4 separate regions of the Homo sapiens genome follow, and all the other regions are linked to region 1. Evidence: chromatin loops called from intact Hi-C (ENCODE). Cell type or tissue: CD4-positive, alpha-beta T cell. All regions are shown on one strand.

What was found. A loop is a pair of places that touch in the nucleus more often than their neighbours do. Peaks named below come from ENCODE experiments on the same cell type or tissue, not always from the same donor. Only the 100,000 strongest peaks of a DNase experiment are listed, where the experiment ranks them.
Region 2: a loop joins it to region 1, with 7 times the contacts of the local background. A loop is called at or near these places in 60 of 110 quality-filtered maps.
Region 3: it touches region 1 in a loop (11-fold over the local background); 13 of 110 quality-filtered maps call a loop at or near these places.
Region 4: it touches region 1 in a loop (4-fold over the local background); 39 of 110 quality-filtered maps call a loop at or near these places.

Annotation. Positions count from the first base shown.
Region 1 is chr17:82,320,437-82,322,936 of GRCh38, reverse strand. It overlaps SECTM1 (secreted and transmembrane 1), which reads left to right. Exons shown (of 5, transcript NM_003004.3): 4 at 1-59; 5 at 567-1,913. The coding sequence ends at 776. Among named protein-coding and RNA genes, the nearest start is that of CD7, 4.1 kb to the right of the region's middle. RefSeq lists silencers at 1,186-1,335, 1,346-1,525. In CD4-positive, alpha-beta T cell, CTCF peaks have their summits at 1,118 and 1,317 (motif pointing right); DNase peaks (open chromatin) are centred at 306, 666 and 1,536; H3K4me3 peaks cover 440 bases.
Region 2 is chr17:82,204,924-82,207,423 of GRCh38, reverse strand. All of the region lies in intron 1 of CCDC57 (coiled-coil domain containing 57), which reads left to right. Among named protein-coding and RNA genes, the nearest start is that of CCDC57, 6.7 kb to the left of the region's middle. RefSeq lists enhancers at 908-1,017, 1,088-1,147, 632-1,433, 1,257-1,551, 1,478-1,657 and 1 more. In CD4-positive, alpha-beta T cell, CTCF peaks have their summits at 1,166 and 1,365; DNase peaks (open chromatin) are centred at 1,083, 1,363, 1,837 and 2,176; H3K4me3 peaks cover 335 bases; H3K27ac peaks cover 1,168 bases.
Region 3 is chr17:82,268,955-82,271,454 of GRCh38, reverse strand. The region is part of intron 1 of CSNK1D (casein kinase 1 delta); the gene reads left to right. Among named protein-coding and RNA genes, the nearest start is that of CSNK1D, 3.5 kb to the left of the region's middle. In CD4-positive, alpha-beta T cell, no CTCF peak of the experiment used is centred here; a DNase peak (open chromatin) is centred at 1,098.
Region 4 is chr17:82,256,186-82,258,685 of GRCh38, reverse strand. The region is part of intron 2 of CSNK1D (casein kinase 1 delta); the gene reads left to right. Among named protein-coding and RNA genes, the nearest start is that of CSNK1D, 16 kb to the left of the region's middle. In CD4-positive, alpha-beta T cell, no CTCF peak of the experiment used is centred here; a DNase peak (open chromatin) is centred at 1,085.

The sequences.
Region 1 (2,500 bases):
TGGTCGCTCTGGTCATGTTCGCCTGGTACAGGTGCCGCTGTTCCCAGCAACGCCGGGAGGTAGGAGGCCCTGCACCCCAGTTTGTGCGGGGTGGGGAGTCTTGGGTGGGGCTGCCCCAGGCTGAGGTCAGCCTTACTGTCCTGCACCTGCTGGGGCTCCAGGAGAGGGTGGGGGGAGCACCGGTCCCAGAGAGCCAGTCCCCGCCAGGGGCCCAGCCGGCTATGGTCAAGAATACAGAGCCAGGCTCCCCACCCAGACCCGCCCTGCCCTTCCTGCAAGCTCTCACTGTCCCCAGGACTCCCTGGAGGGCAGCATGGCAGGGTGCGTGGTCTCCATCAGGGACGGAACTTGGAGTTTCTGAGCCAAGGGAGCCTCTTGCTGAGGGTGCCTTGGGGAGTGGGTTCAACCTCCAGCAGTTTCAGAACCCAGGCGAGGGCTGGGAGTGTGCCTGGGGGTGGGGGTGTGCATGAGCACGTATGCCCGTGAGTGTGAACGCACGCCCCAGGGCAGAGCTGTGGGCACGGGGGCGCGCGGCTCACACAGGCACCTCCTTCCTCCCCCTGCAGAAGAAGTTCTTCCTCCTAGAACCCCAGATGAAGGTCGCAGCCCTCAGAGCGGGAGCCCAGCAGGGCCTGAGCAGAGCCTCCGCTGAACTGTGGACCCCAGACTCCGAGCCCACCCCAAGGCCGCTGGCACTGGTGTTCAAACCCTCACCACTTGGAGCCCTGGAGCTGCTGTCCCCCCAACCCTTGTTTCCATATGCCGCAGACCCATAGCCGCCTGCAAGGCAGAGAGGACACAGGAGAGCCAGCCCTGAGTGCCGACCTTGGGTGGCGGGGCCTGGGTCTCTCGTCCCACCCGGAGGGCACAGACACCGGCTTGCTTGGCAGGCTGGGCCTCTGTGTCACCCACTCCTGGGTGCGTGCAGACCCTTCCCCTCCACCCCCCAGGTCTTCCAAGCTCTGCTTCCTCAGTTTCCAAAATGGAACCACCTCACCTCCGCAGCACCCGACTTACCAGGACGCATGCCCCTCCCTCTGCCCTCATCAAACCCACAGACCCGGACTCCCTTTCTGCCACCCCAGGCTGGTCCGGCCCCAGGTGTGGGGTCCGCTCTCTCCACTCCCAGGGCTCCGCGCCCAAGTGAGGGGGCCCCTGCCGGAGCCTCAGACACACTCCAGTTCAGGGCTGTGGGGGGCCTTGGCCACATACCTGTCCCTTGGCTATGAGCAGGCTTTGGGGGCCCTTCCGCGGCAGCCCCGGGGGCCGAGGTAGGGTCGGGGGCTTAGAGGCTGGGATGGCTCCTGGCCCCACCGCCAGGGGGCAGCGCAGGCCGGGCTGGGAGGCGGCGGCGGCGGCTCGGGCTGGGGGGTCAGGTGGACGCCGCCCTCCGGGGCTGGACGCGCATCCCTCAGTCCCTCGGCCACCCGGGGGTCGCTCCCTCGTGCCCACCGCACCTGCCGAGCCTCTTTGGACCCAGATCTGTTCATGCTTTTGTCTTCGTCACTGCGGCGGGGCCCTTTGATGTCTTCATCTGTATGGGGTGGAAAAATCACCGGGAATCCCCCTTCAGTTCTTTGAAAAAGTTCCATGACTCGAATATCTGAAATGAAGAAAACAAACCGACTCACAAACCTCCAAGTAGCTCCAAATGCAATTTTTAAAATGGAAAACAAAAATCTGAAAGAAACGTCTTTAGTGGCTTTAAGCCCCAAAACGTCCCTAAGGCGTCCTCGAGATGAAGACGGGGGGGAGCCCCCAGCCAGGTGGAGACCCCGCAGGGACGCGGCGGCGCCCGGTGACCGAGGCCTCGCACAGCCGGCCGCCCTGAGGGTCGGGCCGGAGCCAGGGTCCAAGAGGGGCGCGTTTGTGTCTCGGGTTAAAATAAGGTTCCGTCCGCGTGCTGGGTCAGACCCTGTTCTGTGGGCACAGCGCCCGGGACCCCCGCACGGGGGTCACACCTGCCTACACAGGCTGAAGAGCATTGGCGTGTCTTCAGGTCAAAGTTTTTCTTTCTCTTTTTTCTTTTCTCTTTTTTTTTTTTTTTTTTTTGGAGATAGGGTCTAGATCTGCCGCCCAGGCTGGAGTACACGGTCGCGATCACGGCTCGACCTCCTGGGCTCAAGCGATTCTCCCACTCTGGCCTCCCAAAGTGTTGGGATTACAGGCATGAGCCCCTGAGCCCAGCCTCAAAGTCACTTTGAAATCGGTAGTGCGGTCGCCATGTCCCCTGCGCACCCAGGCAGGAAACCCAGGAGGAGAGCCTGGGGCTGGAGTCCGTGAGGATTTTCATCTTTTCCTGGTGGCTTATCTCTGCTTCTGTTTTCCCTACTGGGATTTAGTGCTGGTCCTCACGCTGCCTTCCCCCTCCGTGTGTGGAAGTCTGTGTCTCCCTCTGCAGCCCCCAACCCCACCCGGCCCCATGCTGTCCTCAGACACACCAGGCACGCTCTGGCCTCAGGGATTCTGCCCTACTGATCCCGCTGCGTGGAATGCTGTT
Region 2 (2,500 bases), 120 kb after region 1:
GGAACAATTTGGGGAAGGTCAGAATCTTGTAGCCTGTAGCTGCATGACTCCTAAACCATAATTTCTTTTTTGTTTTTTTTTTTTTATTTTTGAGACAGGGTCTCACTCTGTCACCTAGGCTGGAGTGCAGTGGTGCAATCACAGCTCACTGCAGCCTCAACGTCGTAAGCTCAAGCGATCCTCCCACCTCAGCCTGCCTGGTAGCTGAGACTACAAGCGACGCCCCAGTTAATTTTTGTATTTTTGGTAGAGGCAGCGTTTTGCCGTGTGGCCCTGGCTGGTCTCGAACTCCTGGGCTCAAGTGATCCAGCCTCAGCCTCCCAAAGTGCTGGGACAACCGGGGCCAGTCACTGCACCTGGCCCTAAACCATAATTTCTAATCTTTTGGCTAATTTGTTAGTCCTACAAAGGCAGTCTAGTCCCCAGGCAAAAAGGGGGTTTGTTTCGGGAAAGGGCTGTTACTGTCTTTGTTTCAAACTATAAACTAAGTTCCTCCTAAACTTAGTTCGGCCTACACCCAGGAATGAACAAGGAGAGCTTGGAGGTTAGAAGCACGATGGAATTGGTTAGGTCAGATCTCTTTCACTGTCTGAGTTATAATTTTGCAATGGTGGTTCAAAGACTGCCCGCTTCTGACACCAGTCGCGAGTCCTGGCCTCCGGAACTTCTGACTGACCACTGGCTTCAAGTTGGGGTTCCCACAGCCCCCTCTTTGGGTTCGATTGATTTGCTGGGGTGACTCACAGAACCCAGGGAAACACATACGTGTAACAGTTTATTATAAAGGGTATTACAGAGGATACAGATGAGGAGATGCGTAAGGGGAGATATGGGGGAAGAGGCTTCCTGGAGGACCCCCCCACACCCCACCCACCACTCCCCAGGAACCTCTCCACACCCTGTCCTCTTGGGTGTTTAGGGAGGCTTCCTGAAGTCAGCATTCCTTCCCCCAGGGTAGAGGGTGGGAGCTCTGGGGAGGATCTTATGACCTACAATGGAAAGTCAGGTGAGAGTGGAGACCTGGAAGGATTCTGTTTCCTGAGGCCTGACACGCCCAACATTGCAACAAAAGACTGTGACGTGTGAGAGTTATGAGCCAGGAACTGTGCAAGAAAACCATGATGTGTCATTGTACCACAACAGGTAAACCTACAACATCACCGTTAGCTCAGCTCAGTATTTTTAAAATGAGAAAATCAAAGTGATGGGATGCCCACCCATGCTGTTCCAGCCCCTGCTGGGAGCTGGCTGGTTCAGGGAGCCCCACTGGTTCTCCTGAAAGAGGGTGAACGCACAGCGAGGCCTTCCCTCCCCGGCGGCTTCTCCTGCCGCTCCCCAACCCGGAAGCTTCATGGTCCTTCTTGAAACCAGGTGCTTGCTGGGGACGCCTGCTGGCCGACAGGCAGATTGCGTCCAGATGCTGAGTCCGTGCTTTTGAAAGCCAATTAATCTCAGCCTTGGGGCTTTGGGGATCATCCCGAGATGGGATTTGTACAGAAACAGAGCAGGCCGTTCTATGATGAGGTCAGAAGGAAAGGCGAGCCGAGCCCGGCTGACTTACAGGCCCTTGGTGTGTGGGGCTTCTTATGGGTCCTGAGTGTGATGGATAAAGCGCTGGAGATGCTGGGCTCTCACCGGGTGCTGCACCGAGTCACTTGCTGTATGGATTTTTCAGGCTGCTCTTCTGTGCAGAGCACAGAGGCCTGGGAGCACCCATCTCACATAGAGGGGGTGGTACGTGCCATCTGCCTGTCCTGGCTGCCTGAAGCTTTTGAAAACAGGGTGACCCGCTGAGTCCTGAGACCTGGTGGGAAGGAACCTCACCCAGTGGGGAGATGGGGGCATGGGGACCTGGAGTAGCACGTGCACAGGAACTGGCAGATAAAGGCTGCTCTGGGCCTGCAGGGAGCAGCTGGAGCCACGCAGGCTGGGCCGTGTCCTCGGTCTGTCTTCATACGCTGTGCCAAGGAGATCGGACTTTATTTTGAAAATGGTCAGGAGTCGCGGGCACATTTGAGGCCAGATAAGATTGCATGATCAGATTCTCAGAACGGCAACCCCCATGGGTGGCTGCGACCAATGAGTTAAGGAGGCAAGCCCAGTGGCAGGGCAGCTGGTACAGGACGGGGGCCACAGCAGTCCCTCAGAGAAGAGGCCCGTAGACCTCGCAGACCTCAGGCTCTGCAGAGAACCGTTGTCATGACTCACGGGCACTGTGTGAAGGGTTCTGAGTCATCAGAGATCACAGTGGTGTTCCATCATTTAATGTGTATTTGCTGATAGTCCAATTCTTTCCCTGTGTGTGCACAGGTGTGTGCACAGGTGTGTGCATGTCCTCTGTGTACAAAATGTTTCAGTCGCCAAGACTGTGCCAGACAGTGGGACTCACTACACCCGACACTGGGGTGATGGCGTTGTGCCAACGTGAGATGGAAGTTAGGAAAGCTTCCCTGCAGTGATGTTCAGGTTGAGGTCCCACTGGCAGGAGGAGCCTGCCCTG
Region 3 (2,500 bases), 51 kb after region 1:
GAAAGTTTTAACCCCAGGATCTGAGTTACACTGCAAAGCCAGTCCATTAGCCACCTTTAGGCAGGCATCAAAAAGGAGTATTTTGGGCCGGGTGTGGTGGCTCACGCCTGTAATCCCAGCACTTTGGGAAGCTGAGGTGGGCGGGTCGCTTGAGGTCAGGAGACCAGCCTGGCCAAAGTGGCGAAACCCCATCTCTACTAAAAATACAAAAATTGGCCAGGCGTGGTGGTGGCTGCCTGTAATTCCAGCTACTTGGGAGGCTGAGGCACGAGAATTGCTTGAACCTGGGAGGCGGAGGTTGCAGTGAGCCAAGATCACACCACTGCACTGCAGCCTGGGCGATGGAGTGAGACTCTGTCTCAAAAAATAAATAAATAAGAAGTACTTTGAAACTATCTGTTCTCTGATCTGAGACCTTGTCAAACAACTTTGTGCTTTCCAAAGATAGATTAAGACAAATTTTGGTGTGGTTGTCACCAAGTAATTCCAGAGGTGGAGGGTGGAAGGCTGTCTCCTCACTCAGCATTCTACCCTCCAGGCCTCACCTCGCGCTGGGCATACAGTCATGCTGGATACGGGATTGCGGGCGGCTGTGGCTCTGACACCCTGGGGTTGGAGCCCCCAGACAGCCGTCCCAGACAGCCACCCATCAGGGTACACGTCCAGTTACTTGAGTGGGGTTAGGCACAGCTGATTTTTTTTTTTCCCATCAGCATTGGCTCCTAGCCTACACTGTGGTCCTTTCAGACGACCCCACGGAGGAAAGGCGAGGTGGTCACGTTAGCCGGAGTAAGGCAGTTTGAAAGAAGCGTGGGTCTGAGCAGAATGGCAGTTAGAGTCAAAGATGGCTGATCTGAAGACTATGAGATGGATCGGTCATCCCCACCATAGTTTTGTTTGGGCAGCCAGTTACACATAAATCGAGGAACTAGGTCTTCATCTTGACCTCTGTGTGTCGTGTATATTCTAGTATGAGTATCGTTAAGACCATTCCTACTGTTGTCACTTTGGTATCCTCCAGGTGGGGTTCACCTTGCTTTGAGCTTGGCTTTTGGGTTCTTGTTTTTCTACCGGGGACTTTCTGTGCTTTCAGATGTTTGAGACCAGGAAGGGGGGAAGGCTGTGCTTCAGTGGAGTGCCTGTGGGCTAGAAGCGTGGTGTGGGCCTGCCTGCCCCGACCCTGCTGTGACAGTTGGAGGGCGGGTGCTCACTGCAGGGCCCTGCCAGGTTGTCGTGTTCCAAAATTGCCCCTTCAAAGGGGGCAGTATTTTGGGGCTATTTCTTGAATGCCCAGGCTTTGGAAAGTGGGACCCCAAAAAGAACAATCTGTCTTCAGTCTGAGATTGCCAGATCCGCAAGGCCCTTCAGGAGGGCAGGTTGGGAAGGTGACACAGCCCACACACACCTGTGGAGCGCACACCTTGGCAGCCTGTTGTGTGACCTGGCCCCGGCCCTGTGCCGCCCTCCGCATCCGTGTCCATGTGGTGTGGCCATAAACCAGAAGTTCTTTCACTTATGCTGGCAGAGTACCACTGGAAATAAACTTGGTAACATTTGAAAACAGCCAGTGTCCTTAATGTGGACCATGAGTTCCCAGCCCCAGAACCACAGGGGTGTCTGGCGGAAGAGGACTGTTCAGCTGGGCTAGGCTAGAGGGAGAGGCCTGCTGTGTTCACCCCGCAGGCGGCCCATGCAGAGAGGCAGTGAGAGCCCAGCTGGTCCTGCCTCTGTTCTCACCTGTAGTGTGTTCTGGAGGTTAGTGGCAGGACTGGATTACCTGGCTGGTGGGCTGGACAGATGAATCTGTTGGCATCTGTACTTGATCCCATCGCACCATCAGCTTGTCAGGGCCTCCATTTGTCCACCTGTTACCTGGATGGACTGACTTCATAATGTGCACAAGCATCTTTTGGGAGCTAACTGCTTCATCTCTGAAGCACACGTTTTTCCCCTCACTGACTGATTTCTCAAGAGGCAGCCTGCAGGGTGCCTGGTATGCAATAGGGCCCCAAGATGCTGACCAGCCATGAGAGGAGAGCGACCACCTGTTCTTCCTGTAGCTTCTGGGGTCTCCTCACTGCAGTGTTAGGGCTGTAGCCTCTGTTGACCTTGGACTCTCCTTAACTCAAGCATCTGTAATGAGAAGTCGTGGTACTGCTGACCGCTGCCCTGCGAGTTGACCTTTGTCCTGCTGCTCAAGGCGTCTCCCTGTTTTTTTTGTTGACAAGACAATCCTTAATGGGAGTTGCCAGCATCCAGGCTGGTAATTCAGAATTACCCTCCTGTGCCAGGACAGGGCCACACTCTGGTTAGGTTCGCTTAACTCACCATCTGCTTTTTTTTTTTTTTTTTTTTTTTAAGACAAAGTATCATTCTGTTGCCTAGGCTGGGGTGCAGTGGCGCGATCTCAGCTCACTGCAACCCCTGCCTTCTGGGTTCAAGCAGTTCTTCCGCATCAACCTCCTGAGTAGCTGGGGTTAGAGGCGCACACCAGCATGCC
Region 4 (2,500 bases), 64 kb after region 1:
ACGGGAAAAAGTTTGAAAGGTGATCTGTTGCCTAAATTTGGGACAGTGAAAACTCCAAAATGAGTATTAAGAAGAAGGAACTGTGACTCATTGGAGTGGAGAAAGGGAATTTGGGAATCCGTAATGCTGCATCTAGAGAGAGAAAAGAATTCACAAATCCGTAATAAGGTTGAGTATCTGAAACACCCAAAGTCGGGAACTTTATGAGTGCTAACATGATGCTCAAAGGAGATGCTAATGGGGGCAGTTTGGATTTTCAGATTAGGGATGCTCGACTGTGACGCAGAATGCAACTATTCCCAAATCTGAAAGTAGATGTGTATTTGCATATATATAATATATATATATACACATATGTTCAGGTTTATATATACATTTATGTTTTTTATATAAATATATACATATATATAAAAGACCGAAACATAAATACACATATATATGTATATGCCTCATGCCTTTAACTTTTTTTTTTTTTTTTTTTGAGACGGTCTCATTCTGTCACCCAGGCTGGAGTGCAGTGGTGCAATCACGGCTCACTGCAGTCTCGACTTCCTGGGCCTAAGCCATCCTCCCACCTTAGCCTCCCGAGTAGCTGGGACTGTAGACACACAGCACCATGCCTAGCTAATTTTTAAAATTTTTTTGTAGAGACGGGGGTCTCAGTATGTTTTCTTTCTGGTCTCAAACTTGGACTTAAGTGATCCTCCCACTTCCACCTCCAACGTGCTGGAATTATAGGCCTGAGCCTGGCCAGTTAAAAAACTTTTCGACGGTGGAATACAGTCGAAATCTGTAGTAACGTTTCATGGCTTTCCCTGCTGATGTGAACATCCGGGTCTGTTCAGTTAACCTCTTACTCCAGGTTTGTTTTCCACTTTGGATGCCGGACATTGAGAATGTCACGCATGCTGTGCTCTTCCACATTCTGCAGGCTCCTCCTCAGCTCTCTTCTGGGATGAGGTTGGGTTCCATGGATCTGTTCAGTCTGGCGTTTGTGCTTATGCTCCCAGCAGTGCAGGGGGCAGCCCAGGGCGCCCTCTCACGGCTCCTTCCCGCCCTCAGGCACAGCTGTCACTGGCTGGCACGGCTGTCAGTCATTGGCCGGGCCCAGTGTTGTGGAAACCACCCTGTGATGTGTGAGGGTGTGTGTTTTGTTCTTTCCCTTAGTTACTTAAGGTGTGAGGGCGAATCAGGCCCCTATTACTGTTTTTGTTAGAAGTAGAAGTAACTTTAACACTTTAAAAAAAAACAATAGCATCTCTTTTTGACGCTGAGGGCAGAAACTATTTTTTTAATGTAAGATACTGAAAGCACTCATAAAGCAAAAGATTAAGGCATTCATATTCATGAAAAGTCTTTTCATCAAGAAACTCCAGAAGAAAATAAAAAACATGCCATTAACTGAGAGATACTTGCCTCACAAAAAACCTGCAGTGGTTTAGTATCTAGAAGTTATAAAGAACTACTATGAATAGGAAAAAGATACCATGATAGAAAAACTTAGCCAAAAAAAAAAATACATGCCTTCAGAGGAGAGGCGATACATGTGGCCAGTAAAATGAGCTGGGCATGGTGGCGCCCACCTGTAGTCCTACCTACTCAGGAGGCTGAGGCAGGAGAATTGCTTGAATCCAGGAGGCGGAGGTTGCCGTGAGCCGAGATGGTGCCACTGCACTCCAGCCTGGGTGACAGCGAGACCTCGTCTCAAAACAATAAAATAATGAAACAATTTTTTAAATGAATTGAATTTCCCTAGTGGTACCAAAACTTGCTTTAAGACTAAACTAAAAATCTGTCTTGCCATGGAAGGACATAAAAGGTTTATCCAGGCCGTTCACAAGCCGTATGTGTGTAGAGCCATGTGTATAGTTGCGGATCCAGTGCTGTGAAAACATACCGAAGAGACATGTTCTTGTGGATATGAGAAAAAAAAATAGGACCAAAGGACGTATTTTGGGGGTGGCATTTTGAGAAACCCACCTGTTGCTGCAGCATTTGAATTTGACTGTGGCGTGAGGCTGCGGTGCACATTCCTGTGCATGTTTTTACCAGCATGTGTTTTCCATCTCTCTGAGAATCTTCTTGTGGTCGTTGACTTTTCATACGTAACGTCTTGGGTGAAGTGTCCAGGTCTTTCACCCATTTTTTCTAAAATGGATTTTTTTTTTTTTTTTTGACAGGGTCTTGCTCTGTGGCCCAGGCTGGAGCACAGTGGTGCCATCACGGCTCACTGCAGCCTCCATTTCCTGGGCTCAAGTGATCCTCTTGCCTCAGCCTCCCAAGTAGCTGGGACCACAGAAGCGTGCCACCACACCCACCTAATTTCCAGAATTTTTTGTAGAGACAAGGGTCTCCCTTTGTTATCCAGGCTGGTCTCGAACTTCTGAGCTCAAGCAGTCCTCCCGTTTCAGCCTCCCAAAGTGCTAGGATTACAGGCATGAGCCACTGCACCTGGCCCGTGTGCCTTTATAGTGTTGATTATGCCTTCAGCACTGATACT